Regions from separate parts of the Mus musculus genome. Here region 2 is linked to region 1. Evidence: chromatin loops called from intact Hi-C (ENCODE). Cell type or tissue: left cerebral cortex. All regions are shown on one strand. Each heading gives the region's core, and the rest is flanking DNA. Links, peaks and the distances in the headings are about the cores only.

The links. A loop is a pair of places that touch in the nucleus more often than their neighbours do. Peaks named below come from ENCODE experiments on the same cell type or tissue, not always from the same donor. Only the 100,000 strongest peaks of a DNase experiment are listed, where the experiment ranks them.
Region 2: a loop joins it to region 1, with 4 times the contacts of the local background. A loop is called at or near these places in 13 of 42 quality-filtered maps.

The regions. Positions count from the first base shown.
Region 1 is chr9:34,976,204-34,992,051 of GRCm38, forward strand. Kirrel3 (kirre like nephrin family adhesion molecule 3) reads left to right here. Exons shown (of 17, transcript NM_001190911.1): 5 at 14,732-14,889. It overlaps Kirrel3os (a long non-coding RNA gene), which reads right to left. Exons shown (of 16, transcript XR_003948304.1): 4 at 9,607-9,692; 5 at 8,792-8,941; 6 at 8,342-8,470; 7 at 7,858-7,945; 8 at 7,418-7,538. Among named protein-coding and RNA genes, the nearest start is that of Kirrel3os, 24 kb to the right of the region's middle. In left cerebral cortex, for the core only: a CTCF peak has its summit at 7,473 (motif pointing right); a DNase peak (open chromatin) is centred at 7,510.
Region 2 is chr9:35,154,448-35,170,295 of GRCm38, forward strand. The region is part of intron 2 of Dcps (decapping enzyme, scavenger); the gene reads right to left. Among named protein-coding and RNA genes, the nearest start is that of Dcps, 14 kb to the right of the region's middle. In left cerebral cortex, for the core only: no CTCF peak of the experiment used is centred there; a DNase peak (open chromatin) is centred at 8,760.

The DNA.
Region 1 (15,848 bases), core at 6,288-8,787:
GGGGAGAGGAGAGGACACGGATTTGGTCTCAGACCCTCCCAGCTAACCTTCCTCTGCCCTCTATATTGAGGTCAAACTTGTGGTAACCCTGAAGCAGGCATAGTTCGGTGTCTTCAAAGATGTCCTGCAGCTTCAAAGAGCTTCCAGCCTTTTGAAGTCTCCCCCCCACCTCACAGTACCCTAAAAGACTGCAGAGCTGGCCGGCCGGTCCACCTGTAAAATGTACCCTCTCTTTGCAGAATGAGGCTCAAAAGCCATGAGCCTCTGCCGAGAAATACCTATTCCTGCCACAAACTGCAAAGAGGCTGAGAAAACTCAAAACCATGTCAGGCCAAGCTGGAGATGAGAATTAAGACACCGCCTCATGATGAGTCTGTTACCCTCTCACACTTGTACTTTGGGGAAGAAGGGCTTGGGTCAGAGATAAGATGTTGACTCTCTCTTCTTGGGATGCTGGCAAGTGGTGAGTTTGGTACATTTTCTTGAGGTGGAAAGGTACATTTAAGTGGTTTTCTGGGATTCCCTACAATGGATTTCTGTGGCAGGAGGCCTAGAGAATGTACTTCTGTGGCTTCCTTCCATGGCAGGCAGCCACTGGTGTTACGGCTGTCTTCCTTCACATCTGTCTTTTCCTTGGGTGAGTGGCCTGCACTCAGTTTGGCCTGTTTCCTCTGTGCTTGTCTGTCCCTGTATCCTCCTCGCTCATGGTCACTCCACTGCCTCCCGCTTCTGTCCTCTAACAAGTACAATTTTATAATGCAAAAGGCAGTGTTCCTAGTTGCCCTTTTAAAAGGACTATTGCCGGCATGTCCTGTGTTTACTGTTTAAGCCTTTTAATGAGGTGACCCTTTTTCCTGTGCCCTTGGATTTCTGCAGAGGCTTCTAGGGCTCCAGGCTGTGGGTGGGAAGGTCCCCCACCTGGCCTGATTTTCCTCCTTTCTGAAAGCCACAGCGCTCCTTGGGAGGTGCATGTGCCGGGTGGGAGCCTATAGCAAAGCCAACCAGATCAGTTCTGGTTTCTATTTATGGGACCAATGGGGACGCTGGTCTCAGCCTGGCTTTTGAGGGACCAGGATGGCTGCCTCAAGGCTTTAAAGCAACTGAAGCAAATCTGGAGGATTGTGTGTGGAGATCCTTGAGCGCCACCATTAGGAGTAGACCAGATTTCTGGCTCCCAGTGACAGCAGTATGACTTGCCATTAGTGGGCTGGCCAGTCTCTGCCACAGTTTTCCCATATGTAAGAATGAAATACTTCTATAGGATCCACTATATCAAGTTACTGTATTAAACTGGATCGTGCTTGGATCGTGCTAGCAACATAGCACACACACACTAGTCAGGCTGGAACAGACAAGCAGAAGAGCCTAAAATAAGGTGAGGATCAGAAGTAGACAGAAAGCAACAAATCCTGGGAGGGGATGCCCTAGGAGGTCCCCATGGGCATACAGGAACCAACTGCAGGGAGGAGCCAGACCCTGCAACGGGGTTTAGAGGGCTGTAGAAGCCCTCCAGCTGTTCCTTGCCCTCCCTACCCAAACCTTTCCTCTCCCTCATCCTCTCCATGCTGTGTGTTTTGCCTTCACAGGACAGAAAGCACTCCTTCAAACCTTTCCCACACTGACTGCCCACCCAACATCCTCACACCACCACCAGGAGCTGGCCACGTGCACATGAGCAAGGGCAGTGCGTCTGTCCGTGGCTCGCCGCACAGCCCTCTTGGTCCCCCCTCACGCTCCTCCAGCTTCATAAGCTTCCTCTGATCTGTTTGCTTGCTGAATTAGTAAAACAGCCATCTCCCCTCAAACGGCCCCTCTCTGATGAGACAGCGCATACATTCTTTCAAGGTTTTATTGAAAAATACACAGACCATTCCCTGTCTTAATCTGAAAGGGAAAACAGGGAACTGTTGACTCTTTGTCCCTGACAGTATCTGTCTCCCTTGACCCTGCTCCCTGGGCACTCCTACTGCCCCTGCTACCTCCTCACTAGCACAGTTGTGGGGGGACTCTGGGGTAAGTACCTACTATTCTGTCTCGGGAGAAGGGCTGGATTCAGAACATGGAGCAAGATAGTAACAGAACAAGAGATTGAAGCAAGGCTTTTTCACATATGCAGTTACTTATTGAATAGGCATTACCACTAAGAACTCCAATGTACTGATTTCTCACCATGGTGAAAAACTCTGAAATGAGGGGGCATGTTTATAGACATTGCATCAGCTCATTAATCAGTATGCCAATCCTGTGAATCAGCTACCGTAATGTCTCTAACAGACACCCAGCACAGACAGCTAGGGAACTGGCCCGTGCATGATGAAGACAGTAACCAAGTTAGATATCCTATCTCTCACCCCAAGCCACCCTTGCTTCTTCCCAGCAGCATAAGGTCTAAACTAAAGTAGGCCTCCCAATATCCTGAACCCCTGAAGGTAACCTCAGGCAGCTGCAGGCCCAGAGTCTCCATCTGTGTTAGGGGCAGAGATGAAATGCAGTCTCTAGCACAGCATCCTCCAATCCAAACAGCATCACTTCAAGTCTACACCTCGCTCTCTCTCTCTACCCTCTCCTCTTCCTATCACACCACGTGTCTGTGCTACCATGCCACAGACTGGCTGATTGTCAGCCTACTGTCACTGTAACAGATATCCGAAACAATCAACTTGCTAAGAGAAAGGGGTTGGTTTTGTTCAGTTTCAGGAGGTTTTGTCCAGGATCACTGTCACTTTGCCTGTGCCTGACACATCATGGTGGAGCAAAATAATCACTTCAAGTCCAGTGACTGCAAGAGAAAGAGGAAGAGGCGAGGGTTATACAAAACCTTCTTAGAACACGCCCCTGATAACCCAAAGACCTCCCATAGATTTCCACCACCTCCAGTAACAACTAATCTAGAGACCAAAACCTTGAATACTTGGGCATTTGAAAATTCAGGATCCAAGTTGTCCAGACACTGCTGACTCCTGCACTTCTGAAACTGAGAGGACAGATGGCTAGCTTGTGGTCTTTGGGGATGTTAAAGACGACAGCATGAGCATTGTGGAAGCCATGGAATGCTTTGGGTCCAGGAATGGCAAGGCTGGCAAGAAGCTCAGCAGTGCTGCCAGTGGACAGTTTGATATTGTGTCTCAGTGCATCCTAACAGCAGGCCACGCTTCCATAGCTCGGAAGAGCACCCCTCTACCCCATCTGCCCACAGCACCCCACAACCTTGTATTCTCCCTGCAGCTCTTTGAGCTCCATGTTTTCCTCCCTCCCCTCGGTGATGGTTTGACTAAGAATGATCTCCATGGGCTTATGTGTTTGAATGCTTGGTTCCCAGTTGGTGGAACTGTTTGAGAAGGATTAGGAGGTGTGGCCTTGTGGATAAGTCACGTCACTGGAGGGGTGGGCTTTGAGGTTTCAAAAGACCATGCCAGGCCCAGTCTCTCTCTGCCTCTTCTCTATAAAAGACTGACATAAGCTCTCAGCTGCTGCTCCAACACTATGCCTGCCTGCTTGCTGCTATGTCTATCATGATAGCCATGGGCTAACCCTCTCAAACTATTAAGCAAGCCTCCAATTAAATGCTTTCTTTTATAAGTTGCTTTGATCATGGTGTCTCTTCTCAGCAACAGAACAGTAACTAAGACACCCTCCAAGTAGATTGTAGAATTAACTTTATGACTATGAATAATAACTAAAAAATTTTCTAGATACTAACAATAGCACATTCCATATCATGAAACATTCCTTTTATATTCCTTCCTAAACCTTCTTCATACAGACCAAAATAGGAATAGAGAGGATTAGAAGGAGGGAGTGAAGACACCTATATTAATTAACTCACCTACAGGACTGCCAGATAAAATACAGGATGCCCTACTAAGTGTAAACTTAAGGTGGAGATACTAATGTACTAACTCAACAAGTATTTTCCTGAAGTCTACATTTTGGGGCATCCTGTGATGACTCTGGGAACCTGAGGCACAGTCTAGCTCTGCTACTTATGGGCTGTGTGTTCTGGGTAAGAAACTTAGTTCCTTGGTCTCTTCACCTCAAGGATGCGCATAGTTTCTGCATGTGCTTTACACAACCTTGTTAGAGAGTCAAATGATGTCTATAAGGGATCCAGAAGCATTTTGCTGTTCTGTAAGCTACTGTTCATATGAGGACTATTTCCCTATGATCATATCAAAGGAAAAGCACTACATAATAGAATCACCACAAAGAAATGATAAGACCTCCACCCCAGAACTGTAGAAAACTTGAAACAAGCCCACAAGTCATTATCACAGAGATGAGTGTCACTCATGTAAGGTATGTGTAAGATGCAACAAGGAAGTGTTCATGTGCCCAAGAGGGGGGATTCTTCTGGTGTGGTCAGGATGGAGCAAGGCACAAGGCAACAAACATCATCTAAGCATGGGCCAGTCATATTTTAAGAACGAGTGACAGAAAGCCAAGTGTGCCCAAGGCTCTTCAGCAGCTCATAGATCAGTGGAGCCAACAGATGGTGCATGCACCCAGTGCCACATGTATTAACAGAGGGGGATTTACAAGTGCCACATGTACCTATGGAGATGGCACATGGTCTCCAAGTATTACAGAGGCTAGAGGAGGAAGAAGGCAGCAGGGGTGAAGAATAACAGTTTCTGTGATAATGACCTAAGTCTTAAAGAAAGACCAGGAGTTAATAAAGCCAAGAATAGCCTCTGGGATGATAGAGGAAAATTATGGGATCCTGCCTAGGGTAGACTTGTAATAAGGATTCTCTTAGTGGAGGGAGTGTAGGGCAGTGGGTTGCACACAGGCAGCCAGGTCTCCAGTTGAGCATAGGTCTTGAACCCCGGGGGACACGATGGGTGGTGATTTCCCCCCTACATGGGACAGAAGGTGTTTGATCATGTCTCCTGGACCCCTGTATCCTGTCGAAGTTACTGCCCCCACAACCCCCACAGGAAAGATGTGTGGCTATAAGTCACGCAGACAATGTCCTAAGCTTTTGGCATTCTGGCTAGACTCCACCCCAACAGTTACCTGACAGCCAGATATGCTCCTCCCCATAATTACCTGGCAACAGCAAGATAGCCCAGCCCACTATAAAAGGGACTGCTTGGCCCCTCCTCGCTCTCTTTAAGCTCTCATCTTTCTTACTCTCATCTCTAGCCCTTCTTCTCTCTCTCTCCCTCCCCACCCCCCCCCCAACGTGGCCATGGCCAGCCTCTCTCTCTTTCTACCTTTTCTCTTTTTCCCTGCCTTTCTACAATAAAGCTCTAAAATCATAGTCTATGATTTTACCTGGCATGGTGGCACACGCCTTTAATTCCAGCACTTGGGAGGCAGAGACAGGTGGATTTCTGAGTTTGAGACCAGCCTGGTCTACAGAGTGAGTTCCAGGACAGCCAGGGCTATACAGAGAAACCCTGTCTTGAAAAAAAAAAAAAAAAAAAAAAAAAAAAAAAACAGTCTATGATTTTATGATGTCTCTGCTCATCAAGGCCCGCTGTGCTTGAACGATTGGATAGGCTTTCCCCTAATAAGCTGTGTCTAACCCTGCGCTCCAGCCACGGACCTGACCAAGGACTCTCACCCTGCCTTTTCCTCCCTTCGGCCCCAGAGCTAGCCAAGCCGCCCCTGGGGCCCCCATTCTGTTCTCAGCTCTTCTGCGGTGTCCAGCGGTGTCTGGGATGCCCAAGACTGAGAACCTATTACCTAGGACTGGCCCTTGTCTACCACCCTCCGAGCTGGGGTCAGTGACTTCACACAGCCAGACACCCACCCGGGCCGCGTGGAAAGCGTGCAGCAGTCCTTCTGCATCCGCCTGCTCAGAGCACCGGAACTCTGGCAGGACGCAGGTTTTCTTCCACCCCTTTTATCCCCCGCCCCCAGCTCCCTCTGCCCGGCAAGAGAGCACCACAAAACCAGGCTACAGTTGAGAAAGAGAAACTGTCCAGTTCAGCTAAGGCCTTAGAGAAAAAAACTGAAGGCCTTGTTGCACGGGACCAACATGAGCAGATTCTTATAATCACCACTTTGGAGCAGTGTAGAGGACAGGGGGCTGGGATGGAGGTCTTGCGGAAGGGCAAGGCATTATAACCCAAGCTAGGAACAGTGACTTCCCAAACCAGAGAGCGAGCGGGAGTAGAAAAGGAGAGGCAAACTAGAACGAGGTTCAGAGACTCAAGAAGGTGTCTAGCCATGCAACATGAAGAGTGGAATCCAGAAGGTAGATGGATGTCTTAGTAACTGAACACTGGGGCCACTTCCCCAAATAGAATATAAAAAAGAAGGAGCAGGTCTTGCAGCAGAGAAGGGAAGTTTGAATCAGACATACTGAGCTATAAAGACCGAAGGCAACTAGAACCTGATGACTCTGAGACTAGAGATGTCCTTCCCTGGTAGAGTGTTTGCCTAGCACGTGTGGAGGCCTCCCTGATGCTGCATGAAACCCGGTATGGTGTCATACCCTGGAATCCCAACACTCAGAGCAGAGATCAGAAGTTGAAGGCCATCCTTGGTTACACAGTGAGTTCAAAGCCAACCTGGGATTCCTGAGACCCTGATGGGCGTATGGGTTCTGAACTCAGATTCCTGCCTGAGATTTATTTGATTGGCATAAAGATGACAGCAGAGTACACTTTTGAATGCATGGCGTAGAGAATGAGAAACACCCGGCATGAGCAAACCTAGGGAGGGAACCAAACAGAAAGAACCAAGGATGTTGGGACAATGACTGGACGGCTGAGTGGGAGGGGATAAAGGGCTTGCTATGCAAGCATGAAGACCTAAGCTCAGATACCAAACACCCATGTAAAAAGCCAGATATGGAGGTATGGGTCTAACCCCAGATCTCGTCAAGAGGGAGTATCAGAGACAGTCAGATCCCAGACTCTATCCTAAGCAGCAAGCTCTAGCTTCAGTGAGAAACCCTGTCTTAAAACATAAGAGAGGCCACTGGAGAGGTGGCTAAGCACTTGTTGCTCTTGCTGAAAACCTGGGTTCAGTTTCCAGCCATGACTTAGTGGTTTACAACCATCTGTAACTCCAGTTCTAAGGGATCTAGTGCCTCCACAAGTACCATACACATGTGGCACACAGAAATGCATGCAAGCAAATATGCACACACATAATACATACACACACACACACACACACACACACACACACACACACACAAGAGGGGGGATTCTCAAGGTCACCCAGTCTGAAATTCTCACTGTAATCAGGATGGGCTTAAACTCCCAGCACTCGTCCATACTCTGCCTTCCAAGGTGTATGCCTAATGTTTATCAACATTAGAGTTTTTATTTATTTACTTTCTAATACTCCCACCAGACCCAGTGGCTTGTATTCCTAGTGTTTAGAACAGGGCTTAGCATATAGTAGATTCTCCATACAAATATTCTAGGTGAGCATTTGGATAGCACTGGACGCCTACCCTGAAAACCAGGTCCACTCTTATCTTGATATCCTATCCTGCAATTCTGCGTGTTGGCCAATAGGTGGCACGTCCATGTAAGTGAGGAAAGAAGCAGCTGGCGTTATGCGTGGTTCAGAGACTGAAAAGAGAAAAATCACAAAAGTGAGCAATCAGTGGATCCGACCTGCAGAAATCTGCATCCATTCACTTAGCAGATGTCACTAAAGCACCAGCCACAAACCTGTCCTGGCCTGTGCTTTCTGGACCTCTCTGAAATTCAGGTTTGAGGAAAAGCAGCGAGATGTTTTTTTTTTTGGGGGGGGGGGGGGAGGTGCTAAATCTTCCTGGGAATTACAGTGTCTAGATGAGGGCAGGAGGACCAGAGGCCAATGAGCAGGGCTGTGGGGCTGCAGGAGCTATCTCTGAGAGGCTCTGATTCTAGGAACACATTAGTGTACCTCAAGCCGCAGTCTGAGTTCTGATGACATCACCTCCAGCTGTGTGATTCTACCTAAGCAGTTTACCTCTTGAACTCAGTTCCTTCACCTGTAAAAGGGAGGTTTTAGTAGATTCTGCTTCAAAGGACATTGACAATGAAACAAGAAACAGTTGACACAGCGCCTTTCACATAATCACCAAGCAAACTTGGCATAAGAACCTGGTGACTCTTTACAAAGCCCTCGCCTTGTTCTTTATGACATAAACCTAATCTTCTTAATAACCCGGCAGGATAAGTATTTTTTATTACCCCACTTCCCAGATAAGAGGGCTCAATTTATCAGGTTGTTTAACTTGTCTGTAATAAAAAAAAAAAAAAAAAAAAAGCTCGTAAAGTGACAGTCTATGCCAAGTTCAAGTTCAGCCCAGCAAATACACATGCCACACTGTGTCCTGTACTACACGTTATACAAAGTATAGAGGATCCAGGACCAGCAAAGTTACCTTGTAGCGGAGAGGCGGCTGGCACAGATACTTCCCTAAGGCAAGCCAGATCTCGAGATGGGAGGGAGCCTGGAATACTGCAGTATAAAGCCAGAAGTTACTTGGTCCAACTGGAAGACTCTGGAAAGACTGGTTGAAAAGAATGGCCTCTTAGCTAGTTTTAAAGGTTGGGAGGAGAAGGGATAGGAGAACCCTTACATCGCAAGCTGAAGAGATGGCACCTTCTCTAAAACAGGGTCTCCTGACTTTAGTGCAGGCAGCCTGCCTCTTCCCCAACCCAAGCTAAGAAAGAATGGAGCTACCATAGGGACGGAGAACCCCAGAGCTATTCTTACTGTCTAGTCCTCCGGCCTCACACTCATCAGCCTGCAATTTCTTCTAGCAGACCCTTAGAGCAGTGGCCCTCAATCGTGGATATTCGAAAATGTTCCCAGTCTTTAGCAAGCTCACCAGTGAAGATGTAGCCTCTGGATGCCTCCGGGCATAAGCCTTGAGTTCCTGGGGTCTCGTTATCAGCCCAAAGAGAGGAGTTGTATGGCAGCCAAAGGATCCAAAGTTCAGGACACCAAGTAGGCATGGGGAGAACAGAAGGATCAAGGGCTGTGGGATGGGAGAGGGCAAAAAGAAACATTGGCTAACCATTATATAGGGCTGTCACTGAGAGAACACAAAGAAAATTCTGAAGCTCTTTTGATGGTTGACTCCAGCTGCCCTTCTCCAGCTCTAGTCAACACTGGGACTCATGGTACAGCCCAGGCTGCTCCCCAATCCTTCCCCAGAGCTGCCAGGGCAGGAGCTGGGTGGACCCCTGAAAGAGGACGTATAGACTGTCAACAGTCAAACATCTCTGAGCTTAGCCTGCAGCCTCTCTCCAGCCTGTGAATCAGGCAAATTGGGGTTGCTGCCTCTTCTCTGCTAAGAAGCCTCAGGCTCCAAGGAGGCAGGCTACGAACCACTTCGAACATTAAGCCTCCTTAGCTCCAGCATCCTTCTCTCTAGAGCTTAGAGGTTCCTCCACAGTTGTCTATCCAGACCAAGGAAGAACTTTGCCCACCACTCCCCCAAATGTACCCTGAATGAGCACACACACACACACACACACACACACACACACACACACACACGGCAGGGAGGGAAGGAGGGAGAGAGAGAGAAACTATAAAAATATGGACCTCATAAAACAATGTCTGTGCTTCCTCCCAAGAGGATCTTTCACTACTTATTCAACAAATGTATATAGATGTCCCTGTGAGTTGGGTACTGACCTAGGCACAGCAATGCCACCAGGACCATGGCAGATAAGACCTTTCCTGTTCTTTGCCGTTCGTCGATGAAGAAGACAAAATGAGAACTGCAACAGAAAGCCATGGGGGTGTTACACAGGGTGACCAGAGCAAGCCCCTCTGGGGAGACGATGGCACCCTTATTGACCCTTATGCAGAGGGGCTGATGGGCCAGGGCCTGGGGACAAAGAAAGATGGGTGGACTGGTGTCTCATGGATACTAGGGATCATGGGTGAAAGTGTTTGTGGGCAACTCTAAGTGCAAGTCATGTTTCAAGTACAGTGTGGGAGCCCCAGAGGATTTGAGGTAGAACAGGGACAGGACGAATTCAAGTTTTGCATAAATGTCTCCATTATAGGATGGAGAATTCACTGCTGGTCAGTTAAAGATCAGCCCTGTCAAAGCCTAACTTCTGTGAGTTCCCCCCATGCTGGCTGAAAGCAAGAAGATGGCCTGGCTGGCTTCCCATCCTTCCTGCTGCCACACAAAGCCTTCTGTGTGGCTGTTGCTGACTCACAAGGCAGTTGTGCCCAGATGGCTGTCTGTGGAGCCAGCCATCTGGGTTGACATGGTATCTGAGGAATTCCTGGAAACCCAACCAGGAAACCACTTGGGTGACCAATGGGATGAAACATCCTCACTGTTACCCCAAGACAATGAATCTGGGCTGCTCTGGGGGCAGGGCTGAGTGGGGAAGGGGGTTGACCAAGCTGGTAAACCAAAACCAATGACTTAAATGAGCTTGACTCTATACAGTTGTCAAGCACAAAAGCAGTGAGCTGACAGCAGCCCAGAATGGGACAACAGTCCTCCAACCCTAGCCCTAGGCAGCCTTCTATCCAACTCATGTTGCAAGGGAAGAAACCTTGACCACAAGCTCCAGCTCCAAGTTCAAGGTCATCTCAGGGATAACTATAAGGTCCTATGGTGCTTCTAGATACAGAATCTTGTTGAATGGGGTGAGGGTGGGTGTCAGAGGGGAGGCTAGCTTAATATATCAACAAGTAGAAGCTTTACCTGCCTGGATGTGCCTTCCAAATCCTCTTTTCCTTCTTTGCTTCCTCCCTGATAACCTTGGGCTAGCCTTTTTCTCTTGGGCCTCAGTTTCTTTGTGTCCATGTAGAGTGGACTGTGTAATATCTCCCCATCCTATCCCTCCAAAGAGATGCCCTTGTTCTTTGTAGCAGAGCTCAGAGAGGGTTTTCAGGGGCTCCCCACCCACAGAGGGTGAGCGATAGATGCCTTACACTGCCCACTGTAGGGCAGGTGCCAGAGGAAAGACACTTCAGAAGAAGAGACCGAGCCTAGATGCTACCCAAACCCAGGGTGACAGAAAGGTCAACTACAAAGAGGCACCACCTCTATGATGAGGACCTGAATGGGAGTTTCTGCTCCCCTCTGTTCAAGGGGCCAGTTGGGTCAGGTATGTATGTTCACTCTGGTTGGCCCTGTGTGAAGCAGGCTCAAAACCAGAGACTGCCTGGGCTCCACTCGGGTCTTCCCCGGGTCTTCCCCAGGCCTCGGTCCCCCAACAGTTAATGCAAATTTAGTTCCTGACTGACAACAGGAGCAACACCAAAACAGTCAACTATTTTTATCTCCCGATTAATCACAAAAAGGCTAACGCTTCCACCTTCCTTGTGATTAAAAATTAGGAGACCAAACTCTATAGTGGTTCAGGATAATAACCAATCCTGTGAGGGGATGCATGAATAATGCATCTCCAGGCCTGGGCTTCTCTGAGACTTCCTCCCCTCCCCACATGGTCCTAGCAATGGGCCCCATCTGAATGGAGAGGTAATGAGTAGCCCCCTACACACACACACACACACACACACACACACACACACACACACACACACACACATCTCCCATCTGAGCTACAGCTGCCAAGTACGAGTGTTGATTTCTATTCAGCGGATGGCCCCCCAAACATCCTCCCTCCTCACCCACTCCACCCCACCCACTGCACCCCCCACCCCTCCCACCCCCATCTGGTGTGCAGCGAGGCGAAGGCCAATCAATAATGCATGGCTACATGAATAACCAGCATGATAACCACTTATTTGGGAAGATGTAATCAGGACCCATTCTGAGGGTGGATGTTTGTGTGTGTGAATGTGTGTGCGTGCCTAAGAACTCCCACAAACACAGCCCTTCTCCGCTCCCGATTCCCCTCATCCCCAATTCTGCTCATGCAATCTCCTCAACACAACACTGGTAAAGCAAGGAGGGGAAGCATAGGACCTCCAGATGAGTCTAGGAAGAGCGCGCGCTCACATGCACACACAAACAGGCACACACATACACCTGCACCTTGATCAGAATATAGAACAGCTCTATTCACCTAAGACAAAAAGCCCAGAGAAAATCTGGTGCTCAAATGTGGTTCCTCTTCCACATCCTGGTAGAAGCTTTAAAATAACCTGATGCCCAACATCCAGCTACAGGTTCTGGGGTCTCATAGATAAGAGATCATGGCAGCAGTAAGATTGAAGAAACTTCCTCAGAAGGTTGCCAGCCAACCCGTCTTGTTTCAATACATGCCAATGCTAGAAGGAGTGCTCACACTCTCTACCTGAAGACACTGACAAGGAGAGGGGAGCCTGCCTTACTGTCATCCTGACCCAGGACACCCTCTGCCAACCACGTTTCTTGACTCACCTCTGCAAGGCAGAGGATGCCAAAAGGGCCAAGCAGTCCGTCAGCTCTGGGACCAGTTATTCTGGTCCCAGCCCAACTCATGAGTATGAGTTCATCTTTCTTGAGCATCCAACACTGAGGAGGGGACTTCCACTACTAAGAGCTGAGCAGGACCACCCAACTTTCCAGAGAACACTGCAAATCCCAGCCCTCACTGCTGGAGGGGCCCAGCTCACCCCCACTGCAGGAAGCTGAAATTCCTTCCATCAGTCACTAGCCACACCCCCATTGATGGAAACTCCTAATTAACCCCACTTTGCTCTCCAGCCACGCCTACACCAAGGAGGCCACAGGCACTAATAAGAGGGTATACTGGGCACAAGTAGTTATCTTCGGTGTCCAGACCATACCCGCCTGTATCCTGCAGCCTGGCAGCTCCAGGACCTCCTGGAGAGGCCTGGCTTCAGAGCTATGGGCATAGAAGGTTAGATAAGGCCAACTTCCTCCCTGGGCCAGGATCTTTTTGGTACCCAGAGCTAGTTTTAATAAATGAGTGGTCCCATCTCTAAAGTCCAACAAAGTTGAGATCCCTCAAGGGATGGTTCTTCAGAGATGTAAAGCTGGGTGTGGTGGCGCACGCCTTTAATCCCACCACTCCGGAGGCAGAGGCAGGTGGATTTCTGAGTTCAAGGCCAGCCTGGTCTACAAAGTGAGTTCCAGGACAGCCAGGGCTACACAGAGAAACCCTGTCTCAAAAAACCAAAAAAAAAAACAAACAAACAAACAAAACAACAAAACAAAACAAAAAACAAAAAACAAAAACAAAAACAAAAAAAAAAAAAAAAGAGAGAGAGATGTAAGAACTGAGCCAGGTTCTGCCAGGACCAGAAGTCAGAAGAGGGATAACCAACCTGAAGTCTTGCTGGTTTGGGTATACTGGCCTAGCCAAACATTGGATTCTCCTGCATGTTAGTGAAGTCCAGTGGACTAGGTGAGGGGCTGACAGACAGTAGAAAGGCAAGCAGGTTCTGAGCTATAGCTAGAAAACACCGAAGCCACCAAGCAAGGGTGTTTGCTGAGGGTCAAGCCGGAGGGATGGCTTGACCCTAAAAGCCCTATAAGAAGACCTTTGCTCTAGAAGATCTTTGCTAATCACCCACCCACCCATCTGCCCTTCATTCTTTAGAATATGCAAAGTTCCCACCTCCACTGTGGCAGGGGAGTCTCTGAGTCCCTTCCATCCTCTGGGGATAACTGAATAGACCCACCAGTAGAAGAGATAGAGGTTTCTCAAGGGACAGTCTCTTCGGATGGTCTTCATGGAGCCCTGCCTCCTCTATGACTTGTCCATGGAGCAATAAAGGCCTGGGGAACTTCACTATGCCCAGCAACCCCAGCAGCAGCACAAGAATCTGTGTCCTTAGTCAACTCTTGATGTCTCAAAGCTTTCTCATTGCATAATAATTGATTCCCATCATACCTGCCCATCCTACAGTGCGACCTTCATGGAAATCCAAGGTGGTTCATTAGAGCCAGTGGATGTCTGTACTGATGCTTCAAGTCATGGAGTTCTGTGTTGGCCCTGCAAGGGGACTTGCTCCACAGGAAGGGGACAATCCCATGTCCTTCCCTTTTTGCATATGGTTATTTGATGGAGCCACCAATCACCAACCACACTGTTGCATGTGGGGGGAATAATCTCAGGTTAGGGAGGTTCCTTCTGAGTAGGGATGAAGGTGCAGGGGCAACTGTGAAGGGCAGAGATCAGAAAAGGCAAGGAATGCAAATTCTAAAGATCCAAAGACCTGTTCTGTCACCTGTCATCTGTGATGGAGGGGGCCTCAAGGGCCAGCCCCAGTTCTGCCATGCATTCACCATGTGACCTTGAGCAAGTCTCTTGGTGAGCCTCTGTTTCCAGGTCTTTGTAATTGGGTTAAAAATACTGTCTTCCCTGCAAAACTGTTGTGAGAGATGCAACAAAGCTTGGCAAAAAGAAAAAAGTGTTGGGACTGGATTGATGGTTCGGTTATTAAGAGCAGGTACTGTTCTTCCAAGAACTAGAATGTGGTACCCAGTACAAACATCAGGTGGCTCACAAAAGCCTGTGACTCCAGCTCTAGGGGATCCAGTGCCTCTGACCTCAGAGCACTGGCACTTATGTGCAGGCACATGCATATGCACAAGTAAGAATACATTCTTTAAAAACTATACAAATAAATGGTACTTGAGTTGCAAAGCACTGCTTCCAGGCCTGTGAAGCAGGCTAGGGATACCTGCCAGTCATGACATGTTTATTCCTGACATGACAAGATGAAGAACAAAACATCCTTTCATGAATGTTCCTATCACCCTAATACAGAGGGTGATGTTCCTTATCAAAGTACAGCAGTTATTGCCCATTATCCTCTGCCATGTCAAACAGAAGCCTGCCCCAACTTAACCTCTCTCCTCCTCTCCTCACAGTGCCACCAGATGACCCCATCATCCTAGGGGGGCCTGTGATCAGCCTTCGGGCAGGGGACCCCCTCAACCTCACCTGCCACGCAGACAATGCCAAGCCTGCGGCTTCCATCATCTGGCTACGTAAAGGAGAGGTCATCAATGGAGCCACCTACTCCAAGGTGAGCCTGAGGGAGAGAATGGGGGTGCAGGATGGAGAGTGAAACTAAAGATAAGGGGAGACAAGGGTGGTGGTTTCAGGTGCATAGGGACAAGCTCTGCCTCTCTTCTTGTGGAAGTGCTTCTGTTGTTGCTTCACTCCCCCTGTGTGTGCTTGTTTGCTTGCTTGTTGCTTGCTTGCTTGTTGCTTGCTTGCTTGTTTGTTTCATTGCTCACTTTAGTCCTCAGGCCGTTTCTTCCACTACCCTCCCCTTCCCAACCGCCCCATCCTATTCCCCAACTAGAATAACTAGAGGTGAAAACCCTAGAACAAGGTATTTCAGAAGAGGAGACGAGCCAGAAGCAGCCAGGCTAGGATTGCCACAACTAATTCGTGATCCTATGAATAACTGCCTAAATGCCCTGTCTGCCACAAAACCTCCTTAATTGAATTAAGTCTCAAGAGAGTAAAGATAGAGCCTTTGGAAGGTGGTTATGTCATGAGGGCGTCTACATGAATGAAATTAGTGTCCTTTTAAAAGAGGCCTAAGCACCAAACCCAGACACCATTGCATATGCCAGCAAGATTTTGCTGAAAGGACCCTGATATAGCTGTCTCCTGTGATGCTATGCCAGTGCCTGGCAAATACAGAAGTGGATGCTCACAGTCATCTATAGGATGGAACACAGGGCCCCCAATGGAGGAGCTAGAGAAAGCATCCAAGGAACTGAAGGGGTCTGCAACCCTATAGGTGGAACAACAATATGAACTACCCAGTACCCCCAGAGCTCGTGTCTCTAGCTGCATATGTAGCAGAAGATGGCCTAGTCGGTCATCATTGGAAAAAGAGGCCCCTTGGTCTTGCAAACTTTATATGCCCTAGTACAGGGGAACACCAGGCCCAAGAAGTAGGAGTGGGTGGGTAGGGGAGCAGGACAGGGGGTGGGTATAGGGAACTTTTGGGATAGCATTTGAAATGTA
Region 2 (15,848 bases), core at 7,545-10,044, 180 kb after region 1:
GGTTGAGCATTTTGACTGCCCCTTGAAACTAGAATCCTATATGCCCGTCTTGCCTTCTTCCCAATGCTTTATCTTTCTTTGAAGCTATTTACTGCCACTTGATTAGTTCATTCATTTGTTCTATAAGGCAATTTTGTTTGTTTTTTTTTGTTGTTGTTGTTTGTTTGGTTTGGTTTGGTTTGGTTTGGTTTGGTTTGGTTTGGTTTTTTGAGACAGGGTTTCTCTGTGTAGCCCTGGCTGTCCTGGAACTCACTCTGTAGACCAGGCTGGACTCGAACTCAGAAATCTGCCTGCCTCTGCCTCCCGAGTGCTGGGATTAAAGGCATGCGCCACCACCACCTGGCTTGTTTGTTGTTTTGAAATAGGGTTTCTCTGTATAGTTCTGGCTATCCTGGAACTTGCACTATAGACCAGGCTGATCTCCATCTCAAAGATGGCCTGCCTCTGCCTCCTTGAGTGCCGGGATCACAGGCATGTGCCACCACTAGAAGCAGTGACTTCGTTGTGTGCTATCATCCTAACAGAGGTTGAATCCAGGTGCTTTGGTAGCTAGGCCACAATCTACCTACAGAACCAACCAGGATCAATACAGGCTAAAGAAGAAGGAATGCATTACAAAGCACTTGAAGTGTGTGCACATACAACTGCATAAGCATAGCACCAAAGAGCCTGAAGAATATACTCCAGCATGAAGAGAGAGCACTCCTGCTAGCAGCAGACTTTTACAGAATTAAAATCTTAAGTCATTTTTTATTATTGCAATTTTCTAAAACAAGAATCCATCACTATATATAAAAATACATTGGAGGAAAAATAATACATCAGAAACAGAAAAATAAGCCATCCTTCTAAACAGCCACCGAATTGCAAATTCAAAGCCAGCTGGGCTATACAGCAAGACCCAGTCTCAAAACAACAACAAAAATAAACCAAAAACCAAACAAACAAAAATAGTAATAACAAAAAAATGCAAGGTGTGGTAGTGTGCACCTATAATCCAGCACTTGAGAGGTAGGAGCAGGACTACAAGTTCAAAGCTGGCCTGGCCTGCACAGCAAGGTTCATGGCAAGCTAGGCTATATAGTGAGACATGTCCCCCAAAATGTAACAGACCTAGAGAGGTTAAGCAATTTGCCCAGAGCCACTCACACACTATTAAGTGGATTTGGGGTCAGAATATATGGGATCTGGCTTTTCTATGTAATGCAGTCTTCCTCATTCCATAGGGCCATAATCTTCTGTGCTATAGCCATGTTTTCCAAAAGCAGCTCCATCAGATAATAGAAACACGAATGCCCCAACCCTACTGCTAAACACAAAGACAGCTGTTACTAAAGCTATCGAACATGAGATGCCAGTGTGACTGGATCGTAAACTGGGGGTGGTTGGTGTTAAAGTGTAAAGAGAGGACCACCACTATGCCTGTCTCACCATGATGTTTCCTGGGAAGTGGAACATCCAAACTCTACTCCTCTCCTTGCTAGGATACGGTACACAGACTGTAGCCTGCTGTGGCTGGAAAACAGGCTCTAGAATATTCAGAGTAGAACTGGAGAGGACCCTGCTCTAGCTGACTGTTCACAGAGTGACTTAACATTTGCGCCACATGCTCCCCATCCCGCTCCCATTCCCCATCACTAGTATGAGCTCATGAGGAAGGAGGCATGGGGTAGAGAAGTTTAGAAGAAGAGCCAAGTAGTTGTGTTCCCAGCCCTTGGGCTCTGGCAGCAGCTCATTATCCACAAGAATGTTCTAGCAGTGGGATGGTCACACTGATGCACTCCAGCTGAACAGCAGCCCACATAGTCCTCCTCTCTGTGGCTCACATGAGCAGGCTAAGTAAGGCTCTGATTACGGTGGCTCCACCTTGACTTTAGCAGACCTGTGGATCTCCTGCAAGGTCTTCTGCATTAAGTAAAGCCCCTCTGTCTCCAAGCTGGACACAGAAAACCAACTGCTCCTGGAGGTGGGAAGCGGGGCTCTCCAGAAGAAAGTTAAGAGCAGCTGCTGCCACTCACTGCCAAGGCCAGCTTAGCCAAATCCCCAGGAAAATGCTGCAGCACATGAACATGAAAACACAAACCACAGACAGTCTGCTCTCCTTCCTACACACATGTTCAAACAAGGCAGCTTTCCCCAGCCAAGCCCTGGACTGGAGCAGGATGAGGTCATTTCAATGTCTCTGTCTGTGGCTTTTGCTTTCCCTTCATTCTGATGAGCCAGTTTCCACTGATGTGACCCAGATGCGGCCCTGGGAGGACAGAGAAGCAAGAGCAGGGAACATGATTGGAGTTCGATCCCTACCACTTCAAGAGCCTCCCAGAGCTAGCCAGGTGAGGGAGCACACAACCCAGCAGGCCCAGCAGGGCAGTGGGTCACAGGACTCCTACAGAAAGCCTTCGGGAGAGGCAGGTGGAAGGACCACCTACTTGATCTGCATTCACACTCTTCCTCTGTGGATGTTCCCTGGCTGGAGAGTCAGAGGGAGGAGTGGAGGCTGGCTGTTGGTCACAGGCTTTGGTGTGGTGTCACTGTCCTGCACCGTGGAAGTACTCAGGGGAGGCCTGAACAGACCTCCACATGAAGGGTTAGCGTGGCTGAGGGCGGGTCAGATCCTTGCAGCAAGCTTCTGCTGTTAATGACCTGTCTCTGTAAAAACTCAGGAATGCTGCTGAAGACAGAGGGGAGGCAGATGCTGACTTTAGCAAAACCCTCAGCAAGATTGTAGTCAACTTCTCCACATCTTAAGTTCCAAAGGAAGCATGTGACAGCACCGGATAAAAAAACCCCTAGGTCTCCTGGTCCCCAGGCAAATTTGGTAGCTGGAATGGTAGTCTTGGGGGACAGCAAATGCTGCGGTGGGTCAAAGAGCTCTCTGAAAAGCTCCACTTCAGAAGTCAGAGAGCTGATTCATAGTGAGATTGTAGAACTGTTGAATGACAGCCCTGGTCTTAAAGCTGAGAATTCACCTGCTTCTTATGGAGGTGAGTACAACAGACCACAGGAGCCAAACACTCCAGAAGACAGCACTTCTTTTAGCTCTCCTATTCAAAGTATTTGCTTGGTTCACTCAGAGGAACGTTGGGTGCCAATTCTTGATGTAGCACCCCTGGACACTGTGGCATGGGAAAGAAGGCCAAAGCACCGGATAACTCCCCAAGAGAGAAGCTGGGAATTCTAGGTTGTGACCTACTTAGATGTACGAGTGAGGAATAAACACAGAACCAGCCACCATCACTTGTGGTGATGGAACTTGCTGCAAGCAATCAGCTTTCACCCATTGTCGCTGGGCAAGGAGGCTCAGAGCCTCGGGACCTTGTCCCCATCTGAGGAAGGCAGAGAAGAGCACACAGTTCCTGCTGTGATGGCTACTCCTCATTACTCTCCATCTACTCATTCCTAAGTGCTCTGAATGAAATGGTTCCTCCAGCCAGTAAAGAGTGTGCTGAGAAGAGAGGCCACTGCTGTTGTCAGTAGAAGAAACATGAGTCAAACCATCAGGAAAGGGAGCACAGGTCCTGGGTCAAGAATTTGAGTTGGGTATCAGGGTTTTTCCCACCTTGGAATCATTCTGCTTAATATCTTCTGCTGTCCCTCTAAGGTCAGAGGGCCCTGGCACACTCAGGTTAACTAAACACACCAGCAAAGAACGCATGAGCAAAGACAGAGAAACCTGTCATCTTTAAGCAGTGATACCAGCTCAGTAGAGCTCACTTCCAGTCAGTCCTGTTAATAAACTGGCATCACACAAAGTGAGCTCTAGGACAGCCAGGACTGTCACAGAGAAATACCAAAGGGAACAAACAAACAGCAACAAACCAGCATTGCAACCCTGTCTACCTCCAGCCCTCCACATCATTAAACCCTGTCCATCTAGAAGAGGCTACACACATTTCCTAGGGCTGTCCCTCACTGATACATACCCTAGAGCAGCAATTCTCAGCTCCCTAACTCATGTGGGTCTCAACCCCTTTGGGGATCTAGTGACCCTTTCACAGGGACTATATATCAGATATCCTGCATATCAGATGTTTATATTATAATTCATAACAGCAAAATTACAGTTACAAAGTAGCAACAAAAATAATTTTATGGGGGGGGGGGGTCCACCAAAACATAAGAAACTGTATTAAAGGCTACAGCATTAGAAAGGTTTGAGAACCACTGCTAGAGGTACGCAGGGGTCATCTCAGCTGGAACACACATGGTTTGGAGCTATGAAAAACTTAATTGTTAACTGATAGGTTCTGCCTGACCAGAGTCAAAGGCACGCTGTAAAGGAAGCAGCAGAGGCCTCAGACAGGTCTTTATTATTGGTTTTGTTTTGTTTTTTTGTTTTTTTTTTTTTTTGCACCCGTCTTACTTGATGAGTTAGCACCTAAAAACTGTCTATGTATTCAAGTATCACAACACTGGTCTTGAAGAACTCACAAGTCTAACCCCATTCCTTTACCTGTTCTTATTTTTTTTAGACAGGGTTTCATTATATATCCTAAGCTGGCCTGGAACTGTAAACCAAGCTTGCCTCAAACTCAGAGATCCAAGTGCTAGGATCAAAGGCTTATACCACCACACCAGGCCTGCCTCAGTTTTTTCAATACTAACATTCATCAGATGGTCCTCATCACAGCCTTTGCTTTTATGTGTTTATCTTAATATGAACTTACACATATTCAGTTCTCTTGAAGAACAAGTGATCACCTGAGCTCCCCAGGGTCCCGTTGGATCTCCCTCTTTTCTGTACTACTGTGGAGTAGCCCAAGATATGCATACCCCATGCTTTACTGACCTCACAGGGTCATTTAAGTTGTTCTCTTCTTGTTTTGGTCTATCACAAATGATGCTGCACTGAATATTTTCTACCCCTTCATTCATACACATGAGCTTGTGTCTGAGCCAGATATCAGGAAGAGGAAATGCTAGCTCAAAGGAATGTACTTTTTACAAAGGTGGATGCCCATGGTTCTTGTCATGTGTGTGTACACACACCCACTATACAAGAGCACCCAGGAATGTGTGCATAGGAGTGAGGGAGATGCTAAGGTCTCCATCTGTCTGGATTCTCTCTGGTGTGCTCTCAATGATGTAACTTGCTGTGTTCTTTTTTGTTTGTTTGTTTTTGTTTTTGTTTTTGTTTTTGAGACAGGGTTTCTCTGTACAGCCCTGGCTGTCCTGGAACTCACTCTGTAGACCAGGCTGGCCTCGAACTCAGAAATCCACCTGCCTCGGTCTCCCAAGTGCTGGGATTAAAGGCATGCGCCACTGCCTGGCAACTTGCTGTGTTCTATGCTACAGATATCTACAGGAACCTCAGCCACCAAATGTAGACATATGTGGGAGACACTCAACTCCTATTTAATGGTGACTCCCTGGTCATTAAAAAAAGCTCACCACATAGGCCAGAGGTTGTGGCATACACCTTTAATCCCAGCACCGAGGAGGCAGAAGCAAGTGGATCTGTGAGTTCCAACCCAGCCAGGGCTACATAGTGAGACACTGCCTTTATAAACAAAAAAGGTCCACTGCAATGGCAGTAAAATGAATAAAGCCACAAGGTTGCCAAGAACGGGGTGGGAGTCAGGAGAAATGGGACCAATTCATTCCTTGAAACTAAAAGCACAGTGTGAACATATAAGACAGCGCAGGAGGAAGCTGCCACATAGGCAGTCAGTAGGCTACGTAGAGATCATCAGATCTTCCAGGAGGAAAGCTGGGTTCTCAGAAACAGCTCCTGAGGATGGGAAGGGAAATGAAGCTGAAAACTGAGATCAACTTAAGGGCTGTCTGCAGAACAAGTGCACTAATTGGCTCCATCGCTGCCACATCCCAGGGGAAGCAGCTAATGCCAGGTGAAAACAGGAGGGCTGGCCTCCAAAATATTAAACCAAGGAACTAGAGAAAAAGTTGACAAACTTCTATAAAAAGCCAGCTACTAAATACCTGAAGCTTTGTAGGCCTGACAGGGTCTCCAGCTCATATTATTTTTCAGTTGGGAGCATGAACTTATAGTACCAGTCAAACTGTGCCACTGAAACCCAGTCTGGCAGCCAATAAGCCCCTCTCCCAGCCAGAGTACTACAGGAGCTTCCCATTCAGGGCAGAGGCCTACTGTAGAAAGAGATCAACCATTGTGAGGGCAAGTGGATCTGTGAGTTCCAACCCAGCCAGGGCTACATAGTGAGACACTGCCTTCATAAACAAAAAAAGTCCACTGCAATGGCAGTAAAATGAATAAAGCCACAAGGTTGCCAAGAACGGGGTGGGAGTCAGGAGAAATGGGACCAATGGGGGCAGCCCAAACATCTGCCCTCAAAGAATATGCACCCAATGCTTCATTTTTAAGTATGAATGAACTACTGTGCATCACCAGACACTGAGGGAAACCAGAAGCCTGAAGAAGAATGACCAAGATAAACAAGGGAACCAGATCCCAGAGGAATGAATAGTTTCAGGGTCAGGAGATAATTTAAAAACAACATCTCTAATTAGTGTGTCAGAGAAACCCAACACAATTTAGCTTTCCTAAAGCAAGAGCAAGATACTGTGAGAGTGAAACTGGAGAACGGGAGAATTTACAATATCAATGCCAAAGGAGTGCCCACACTAGAACACCTGGGACACAAAGTGAAGACTATGTATCAAACTAGAGTAGGAAAAGACATGGAGAAGGTAAGACAACTAAAAAAACTCAATCTTGGAAGTGTTGTGTTCAACACAAGAGTTTCAGTGTAACACTGGGGGTGGGGTGGGGTCAAGCAAAAAGAAATGAGTGAAAAGAAATCAAAGAAGCAGGGAGAAAAACATATGCACAGAGCAGAAGGACGATGGAAGACTTTAAACTAAATGGCCTCAGATAACTCAGAGCAATAGATAGGAATGCTCAATGTAGACACCGAACAAAAACAAAACAAAACAAAAGCCCTCAGAATCAAAGATCAACAGAGTATGTTGTATATACCTAATGAAGGTAATAAAAAGAAAATAACCCACCCTAAGGTTCCTTCACATCAATGAGAATCAGGCTGGCATCGGCTATGTTGTCTTCTTGGTTATGAGCCTAGCCTTAAATGTCTGAGCAGTCTCTCTAGCGCTGGCATCAGATATCTTAACAGTGACACAGATGGCTTGAAGTCAACAGATCAATGTTTTTAATGCTTGAAGGGAAAATTAATTCAACTAGACAAATCAACCGAAAGCAACAAAACAAAGGGTTCAGGATTTACTCCCACATATCTTTCTGTGGAATTATTTTATAGTTGCTTCAGCTAATCAAGAAAGGAAAGCAAGAAAGAAAAAGACACCGAATTTAGAAGACACAGTCTGACCTAGAGAAAATGTGAAAAGAAGTCTCTGGTTGAGAGCTGCATAGCGTGCCGGCACCATGGGCAGTCCAGACAGGAGGAGCAGGAAAGGGCTTCCTGCAAACGGAAAGGTAGCGTATGCCATGTAATGAATTACCAAACTGAAACCAATGTGTGAGTCACTTCAGGAGCAGGGAGAAAGGCCATAGCATTCTTCCAAACACAGTGAAGAGAGGCAACCAGAAACACCATGCAAAAACGTAAAAGCTGTAAAAACCCACTGGTTACTGACTAAATGTTACTGACTAAAAAGCAGTATGATTCGGAGGATCTACTGGAACCTAGGAAATGAGAATCACTGACCTTGGAGTCACAGGCACTCTACACAGCATGGTGATATCCACTGTGAAGGTAGGAGAGAAGGTACAATACCAGCATCCTGCTTCGGCATGCAGCAAATGCTACTGATATGCCAAAGCAAGGAAAGCGCTGTTCAATGACTTTTCAACTTAGAACCAATACTGAGACAAAGCATGAAAGATGACCCATCCTGTCTGGAGATACAGGTTAGTGGTAGAGCACTTGCCTAGCATGCTCAAGGCACCAGGTTCGATCCCTGGTGCTACAAGAACTACACAAGACAGTGTAACAAAGCATACTGACAGCTAGCTAAAAAGGCAGTGCTGGAAATAAGGAGGTGGCAGAAGGCAGAAGAGACAGTGGGAAAGCTGGACACACTCATCCTTTCCCCTGATTTGCATTAAACAGCAACAAAACCAGAAAACAAAAACCAGCTACATTTAAAGACACTGAGCCTTCCAAAGGCAGATAGATAAAGACTGGGAGTGCAGGGAATGAAAAAGGAGGCAAAGGAGTTGATTCTTTCCTTTCTTCTCTCCCTCCTTCCATCCGTCCTTCCTTTCTTTTTCAGACAGGGTCTCCGTAACACTGGTCATGGTGTGGTTGCTTCTGAGAAGTGAGGTGGGAAGGGGGCACAGCAGTAGGGGTCCGTTCATGCCCATTATAAGCCTCCTGGTGCTATCTGATGATTATCTGATCAGGTAACTACACATCTGACTCTGACAAATGCCCGACCCTCCCACAGAGACTTTCTGCTGAACAGTTCAAGTTAAGAGCTATTTACTAATAAAGCCTGGCATTTTATCTCCATTCAACTTGAGACTCCATGATCTCATATGGTAAAGAAACCTTCTTAGGTAGGCAAGCCAGCCTTCTGATTCCCCACTTGTCGTTCAGAGAAACTAAGTCTCCACAATTCAGTGACGTTTTCTGGTTCGATGGCTGTAAGCCTACAGTATTTCTCATGTTAGATGACCATGGCATGCTGTGAGTGTTTTGGCTGAGACTTGTCTGGCAAGCCATTCCTTGCTGGCCACTGTTCATGTAACTTGTCCCTTGGCTCAGCTGCAGTGGGAGGGCTGCCGAGGACATCACGGCGGATAGGTTCAGAGGCTTGTGCCAGTCTGCGCTGGAGAGACACCAACAGACCCTGGTACTTGGGCTTCTTCCAATGGCTGGAGGACCTGCCACACTGCTCCACTCGATCAGGACTGGTATCATCTTGGGGTACCTTCCAAAATAGCATAGGGCTCCCTTATCCACAGGAGGTAAAATAATCTAGCCTGGTCGCTCCCCTGCCCCAGAGAAGAGGAGCCATGCAGAAACGAAAGCCTGATAATGTCCAAAATCTCGAAGACTGAAACTCAACACTTTCACTTTCAACAATAGTGACTTTAAAAAAAAAAAGCAAGAATGATGACAGAGCCATTCAAATGTGTGGGAAAATATTTTCATCCACCTAAAAAAGGGCCAGTTTTTCTTAACTATTAACTAGGAAACATATTCGTATCCATAAAAAGCAAGTCTCAGTCTCTCTCTCTCTCTCTCTCTGTGTGTGTGTGTGTGTGTGTCTGTGTGTGTGTGTGTGTGTATGTGTGTGTGTGTGTCTAGCATGTACCATGTAGGGACTAAAATAAAAAGGATATTCATAACGTAGAGTTTCCTGGCTCTTCCCCACCATTTTGATTTCAGGGTGTGTGTCTTTACTGTCTTCTCAGCATTGTTACGGACGCATGCATACCTAAGCACCATACTGTTTAGATCAGCCTGATCCTCAGAATCGCATCATGTGGACTTCTTGCCCCCACCTGATGACTTAGCCTCCACGAATACAGGCAGCTATAGTTCATTTCCATTGCCAGAGAGAGGTTGTCCACTTTGAGACTGTACCAGGCTATCCACCTTCTCTACTGCTACTTGACTAAGTCTCGTCTTTTCTATCACAAACAGCTCTGCCAGGGAAACTCTTCTGAGAATAGCTAATCTTTTAAAATGCTCCTCCCAAACAAATCCTTTCTCCTCTCTCCAGAGTTTTGAGTTTTGCCTCTGTAAAGAATACAAAGTAGAAAATCCTGGCCTGTGGCTAAAGTCCTGAGTGATTTAGGCAACCAAAAGAGTGATTCCCAAGATCTCATCCCTTGCTCCCTGTCTAGGCCTCTCACACAGAGCCTCCAGTCTCCTCCAGTAAACCTGAGACTCCACACCCTGCTTTATAACAGGTAAACAATCGGCCTTTTAGAAGGTCGCCTGTATTTCTGAGCCACACCTCTCACCACTATCTCCCCCTTCTTCTCTGAGTGAGAGGAAACATAGACCTCAAAGAAAGACTCCATTAATAGGGAGCCACAGCAGCAGGAGTAGCCAACATAGGCTCTGCCCTATCAGGATGACACACGAAGATCAACCATGTGAGATGCCAACAGACTGGCCCACAGGCTCTTCATGGTTACCACCTGCCATGGTCAGGGCCAGCCACATTTCCTATGTGATCTGTCAAGGATCAGATACTGGGGAAGCTGTAAAAACATTAAGAGATAACTTACTGTTACAGTCGTGATAGTGACACTCTTCAATCTGTACCATATGCCTGCTGCAGTGTTAAGAACTTTGTACACCTTACTTATCTCAGTGGGTTGGAACCCGTGGCATCACTTTAGGAGGTTAACCCAGTATTTCAAAAAGGAAACAAGACTTGAAATAAATACTGGTGATTCTATCATAAAGTTGTATTGTTTTGTGAAACTTCTGGTCCACTAATATTCATGTGCATTTATTTGTATGTATGAAACCATAAAATAAAATGTACCTCTCACTGAGGACAGAGACTAAAATCTGTTGTAAAAGACTTCCTTTTTATCTATTTCCTAATGGTCCCATTGAGATGTATTCAGTTACTAGCCCGGGTTAACAAAGGCAATTCTTTTTTTTTTTTTAGAACATTAGACTTTTTTTTTATGTCATTACCATAGGACAATTTTTTAAAAGATTTATTTATTTATTATATGTAAGTACACTGTAGCTGTCCTCAGATACTCCAGAAGAGGGCATCAAATTTCGTTACAGATGGTTGTGAGCCACCATGTGGTTGCTGGGATTTGAACTCGGGACCTTCGGAAGAGCAGTTGGAGCTCTTAACCACTGAGCCATCTCGCCAGCCCAACAAAGGCAATTCTTAAAGTCACTTCGTCCACTTCCTGTGCCCATGTTGCAGTCACTGCTCTCACCTGCACTTCCAGCATAAGAGCCTCTTTTCTGTTCCAGACTAGAACACCCATCCTTCTCGAGCTGGCTCCTTCTCAGTCATCAGGTCTCGCTCTGATTGTGTGTGGCCTTCATTTGCACAGCCCGGGCAGCTCTCTGCCCAGGGCCACTCAGACACTGTTCACTTGTTTGCTGTCTGTCTTCCCCTCAAAACCCAAAGACAATTGACACATGCTGTTTGGACTCACCTACTAGAACATCTGGATAGAGCAGAACTTCAAGTGTTAAGTGAACAAGAATGCCCTGGGCCTTTCCAATGGCCGATGTCAGAGCCAGGCCTCCACCCCCCAAGTCTGCCTGAACCCACATTTACTCCTTACCCTCAGTAAGCTGTGATATCCTATAACCAGGTCTAAGGCTAGAAAGGGAACCTCCATCCTGATGGATGCAGAGGGGCTGCTGTGGCTGTACAGAGGAACGATGCTATTAGGGATTAACTCTGGGACATGGCCTAAGCAAGCCTAGTTCCCAAGCCCATGCTCCCTCCTTGGGCCACTGGTGTAAGGAACCATGAGGGACTAACTCTAGGCTACTTACTTTGGTGAGCTGAGAATCTGGAGGGAAAAAAATGGGAGAGGAGACTGCATACTCTCAGGTTTGCATAAGAGGAAAACATCACCAGTCATGGAAGAAATACCAAAAGAAATCCATCAAACATGATTGATGCTGAGTCCAGGACAGCAGCCTGCTTAGAAAAGGCTGAGAAGAGCCAGGGATCAGCAAAACAAAAACAAACAAACAGAAAAAAAAGATACAACAGTGTATTGGGCACAGAGGACTAAAGTTGCAGGAATTTCACTTTAAGGTCCATGGGATAGGCCACAGTGAGCTGTAATTCAGAAGCTGAGAACAGAGAAGCATGGGGGACTGGGGGGGGGGGGTGGTCAGGGCAGGGGTGGAGGCAGGGGCGGGCGTCACACAGGCTCTAGGTAGGTCCTGACTAGGATGCCTGGTGCTGGAGAGCTAATAGTCAGAATACTTTGGTAACACTGACACCTTGTGGCTATGGAATGCCTGTCCCAAAGGGAAAAAAAAAAAAGGAATCTGTGGATACTTCAGTTATTCTCCTTGTACTGCTGAAATATGCTAAAATTTATGTCAGTGCTAATAATAATTTTGGCAAGCCCTTATAGTAAACATGCCTTCTAATGTTCATTTTTCTGTAAATAAGTCAAGCCTCTGGGTAATGGGCAACCTGACTTTGTAACTTCAAGTTGCTGGACTCCCAGCTGCCTTAACCAAAGGTCAGTCAAACAGCCAGGCAACGCTGACCACTTTAAATGTTCCAGGGGATGGCATGAAGAAACTATACAACAATTACAGCTAATTGTCTGGTTCCTGATGGGCAGCCCCAGCTAGCTTTGGCTATTTCAAATAGTTTATGACTAGATTTTTTTTTTCTATTACATTGCTGAACTCTAGAGGACTTGGCAATCATTTACCCACAGGCCAGAGGCCACAGGTCACTAATTCTAATGACCTAGCAAAAGGACTACTTGTGCATGTGAAGTGTGCTGTGATTTTTTTTTCCCCCAATTCCCTCTCTGGCTGTGAGCAGTACTCAGTTCACTCAAGTAAACTGAGAAATGATTGCCAGCTCCTGAAGGTGCAGCTCCAGCCACAACCGGTTCAAACAGTTTGTATCCGAGTTCCTGCCATCACAACCCTCAGTAGGCTGTGATATTCTGTAACCAGGTCTATTCGGGCTAGAGAGAACAATTATCCTGATGGATGCTGAGGGGCTGCTGTGACTGGTACAGGAGGAACAATGCCTCAATTCATGGGGACACAAACGTTCATTTGCATGATCCCCTCCTTGGCTCTATAAGCAGATAGGCTAGGAGACATTCTTCTGCCCAATTATTCCCAACAAATGTCCTCTCGTAAGTGGTCTTTTCTTGCCTACTTTTGTTAATGGAGCAGAGATGGAAACACAAAGAAAAAGCAACAGGCACAGCACAGTGGCCAGGGTGGCAGCAGCCAGACAGTTCACGAGTGGACAGAGCAAAGGAGGGGGAGAGAAGCGAGAAGAGAGACGGGGACTGGAGAGGCAACTCAGTGGTTAACAACACTGGCTGCTCCTCTACAGGATTAGGGTTTGTTCCCAGCTCCCACGTGATCCCTACAACTATCTGTAATTCCAGTTCCAAGAAATCTAATGTCCTCTGCTGGCCTCCAAAGGCACTGACCACACATGGTACTTAGACACACATGCAAACAAACACCCACATATGTAAAATACAAATTTTTTTTTTTTTAAGAAGGGAGAAGACAAGAAGGGGCAGAGGTGAAAAGGGATAAAAGACTAATAAGGAGACAGATAGGAGGAACTACGGGCTCTGTTCGCTAGAAGAGCTCCTGGAAACCATGAACTCATTAAAATCAACATTATCAGACACCCTAAGACAAAAGCTGCAACACTGGCTAGTATCAAATGCTATGGAATACTGACTTACACAAGAACTCTAACACTCTGAGCTAAGGGTCTTGATATCTGAGGCCTGAACAAGGACTGGATGGAACACTGTGTCTGCATGCTTGAATGCCTGCCGGCTGCATGGTTGCTACCACAACTGTCAAGCACTGGGAGATAGACAAGCTGTCAAAGACCAGCACATGAAGAGCTTCTCCTTAACCGCCTATGACGTGATTGCCTGTCTTCCTACATGTAGTAAAGGGGATTACACCTAGGGCCTCAGACCCGTGCAAGCACTCCACTGTTAAGCCACAACCTTAGTGTTCTTTCACTTTTTATTTTCAGACAGCATCTCACTAAATTGTTCAGGCCAGTCCTGAACTCCCTCTATGGCCCACACATTTGAGCCTTTTGCTTCACCTTTCCAGGAGCTAGGACTACAGGCCTATGCCCAAAGCTGAACTCTTATCCAAAGTTTCCATTCAGGTAGGAGGACCCACAGCATTTGTCTCTCTGTCTCTTCACAATAACTCACAGCCCTCTTGCCCTGCCCTAAACATGCCTAAGGTCAGAGATAGCATCTTACTGGACTCTGAAGCAACGGTACTTAGCACTGAGGCCAGCACACCAAAATAATCATAGTAACTACTACTAAATAGATGCTGACTGCTTCTGAATAATGCACAAATATATTCTTGAATTTCACCTATGCAGTACCTATGAGAACTTCAAATGCAAACCACAAATTTATTTCAATACCAGCTGAAGGTTTTTGGAAAGGCCAAGAATGAGAAATAATGGCAGGCATCCCCAGCAAACAGTGTCTTTTAAAGACTAATATCTTTCTAACTATAATGTCCATATGACTTGTACGGAAGTCCAGCTAGCACAAGGGCTGAGTTCTGTAGTCTGCAATAGAGTCTGGAATTCTGTGCCTGAGAAGCACCTAGGTGGTGCTCACAGTACCACTCCACAGACCACATTCTGAATGGCAAAAACCTGGAAAACAGACTGGGAAGCGATGACCAGCGGGTTCTATTTGACTTACCACCTGAGTGAACACCCAGCAAGCTGGAAGTGATACATTCATTATTAGAGGTGTGGAGAAAGAAAAACAAAGAGGAGGAAACCACTCATGCCTCACAAAGCCTAGGATATTTACTTTGGTTCTTTATAGAATGAATCTGCCAACTTATTATTTATAAAGTCACCCATGGGCAGGATAAATAAGTCAATAAGGGAGAAGCACAGTTCAGGCCCTGAATCCAACTGTTGTGACTTCCAAATCTCCATGCTAGGACTAGATAGGGAAGGCAAGCCCACAAAACAAAGTCCATCTGCTAAGGAGACAGGGAGAGAAGAGCTCCCATCCCAGGTAGGTTTGGGTGATCATGGGGAAAGGGTTATGGAGACACGTGGGACTGGGTCAGGAGGAGCCCTCACCAACTGCCACTTTCAATACTCATCTTGTGCAGTGTCGCAGAAGTACTGTGGTGGGGTGGAGGGTAGGGGGTGGGAGGAAGACTTTGTGAATGCACCAGGGGTGATCTCAGCACAGGACCTTGTGGGCTCTGGCTAGGGATGGGGATGTCAGTGGAAGAGCTGGGAGGAGACAAGTGGAATGACAGTAAGCAATGGCCTAGGTGGCTTTAGGTCAGGTAGTTCTGGCTACAGTGCCTTCTGTCATGCTGCTGCCCCGCGTCAAAGAATACATTTGCTTAAAGGTCAACACTTAAGAAAATAAATGCAGCTGTCCATTTCCATCAACTTAAGCCAAAAAATCTGGCTATCTTTCAGAGAAAAGGAGGCTCTTGTGCTGTCTGCTCTGAAAGGTTTGCTTGTCTTATATCAAGTGATCACATGCATTTTCAAAGAATAACAATAGCCCTCAGTTATAGAGCTGTAGAAAATACTATTGAAAATGACACTGGGACAGGATATCTGGGAAGCTGACTTGTTCTTAAACGCTGAGGGGCAAATTACAACACACCATGTGTCCAAAGCATTTTAGAACTTCCTGGATGGGAACCATGAAGGTCAACCCATATCCCTCATATACTGCCTACAAGATCTTGACATATCATGTCTTTCTTGAGGCACAGAATGATTACCTTTTTGGTAAATTAAAAAATGCTTTCAAGGCTAGAGAGACGGTTCCGTATTTAAGCAATGGCTGCTCTTCCAGAGACTCAAGTTCAATTCCTAGCTCCAATATAGCAGCTCCTAAGTCTCTGTAACTCAAGTCCCAGGAGACCTAACACTCTCTTCTGGCTTCTGTGGGCACTGCACACACACAGTGTACAGACATATATGCACACACCCATACACACACCCACACAAATATTTTCAATCAAAAACAAACGTTTGTTAGCCATAGGTTTCTGCTCAACTCAAATTCATCCTGCTTGATCGCGCTGTTTGTCTCTTCTAGCGGAATGTGGGATTCTTCAGGGAGTAACAACGTGTGCAGCACCCAGCACGGAACATAGCATATGGTGTCAGAGTGTGGT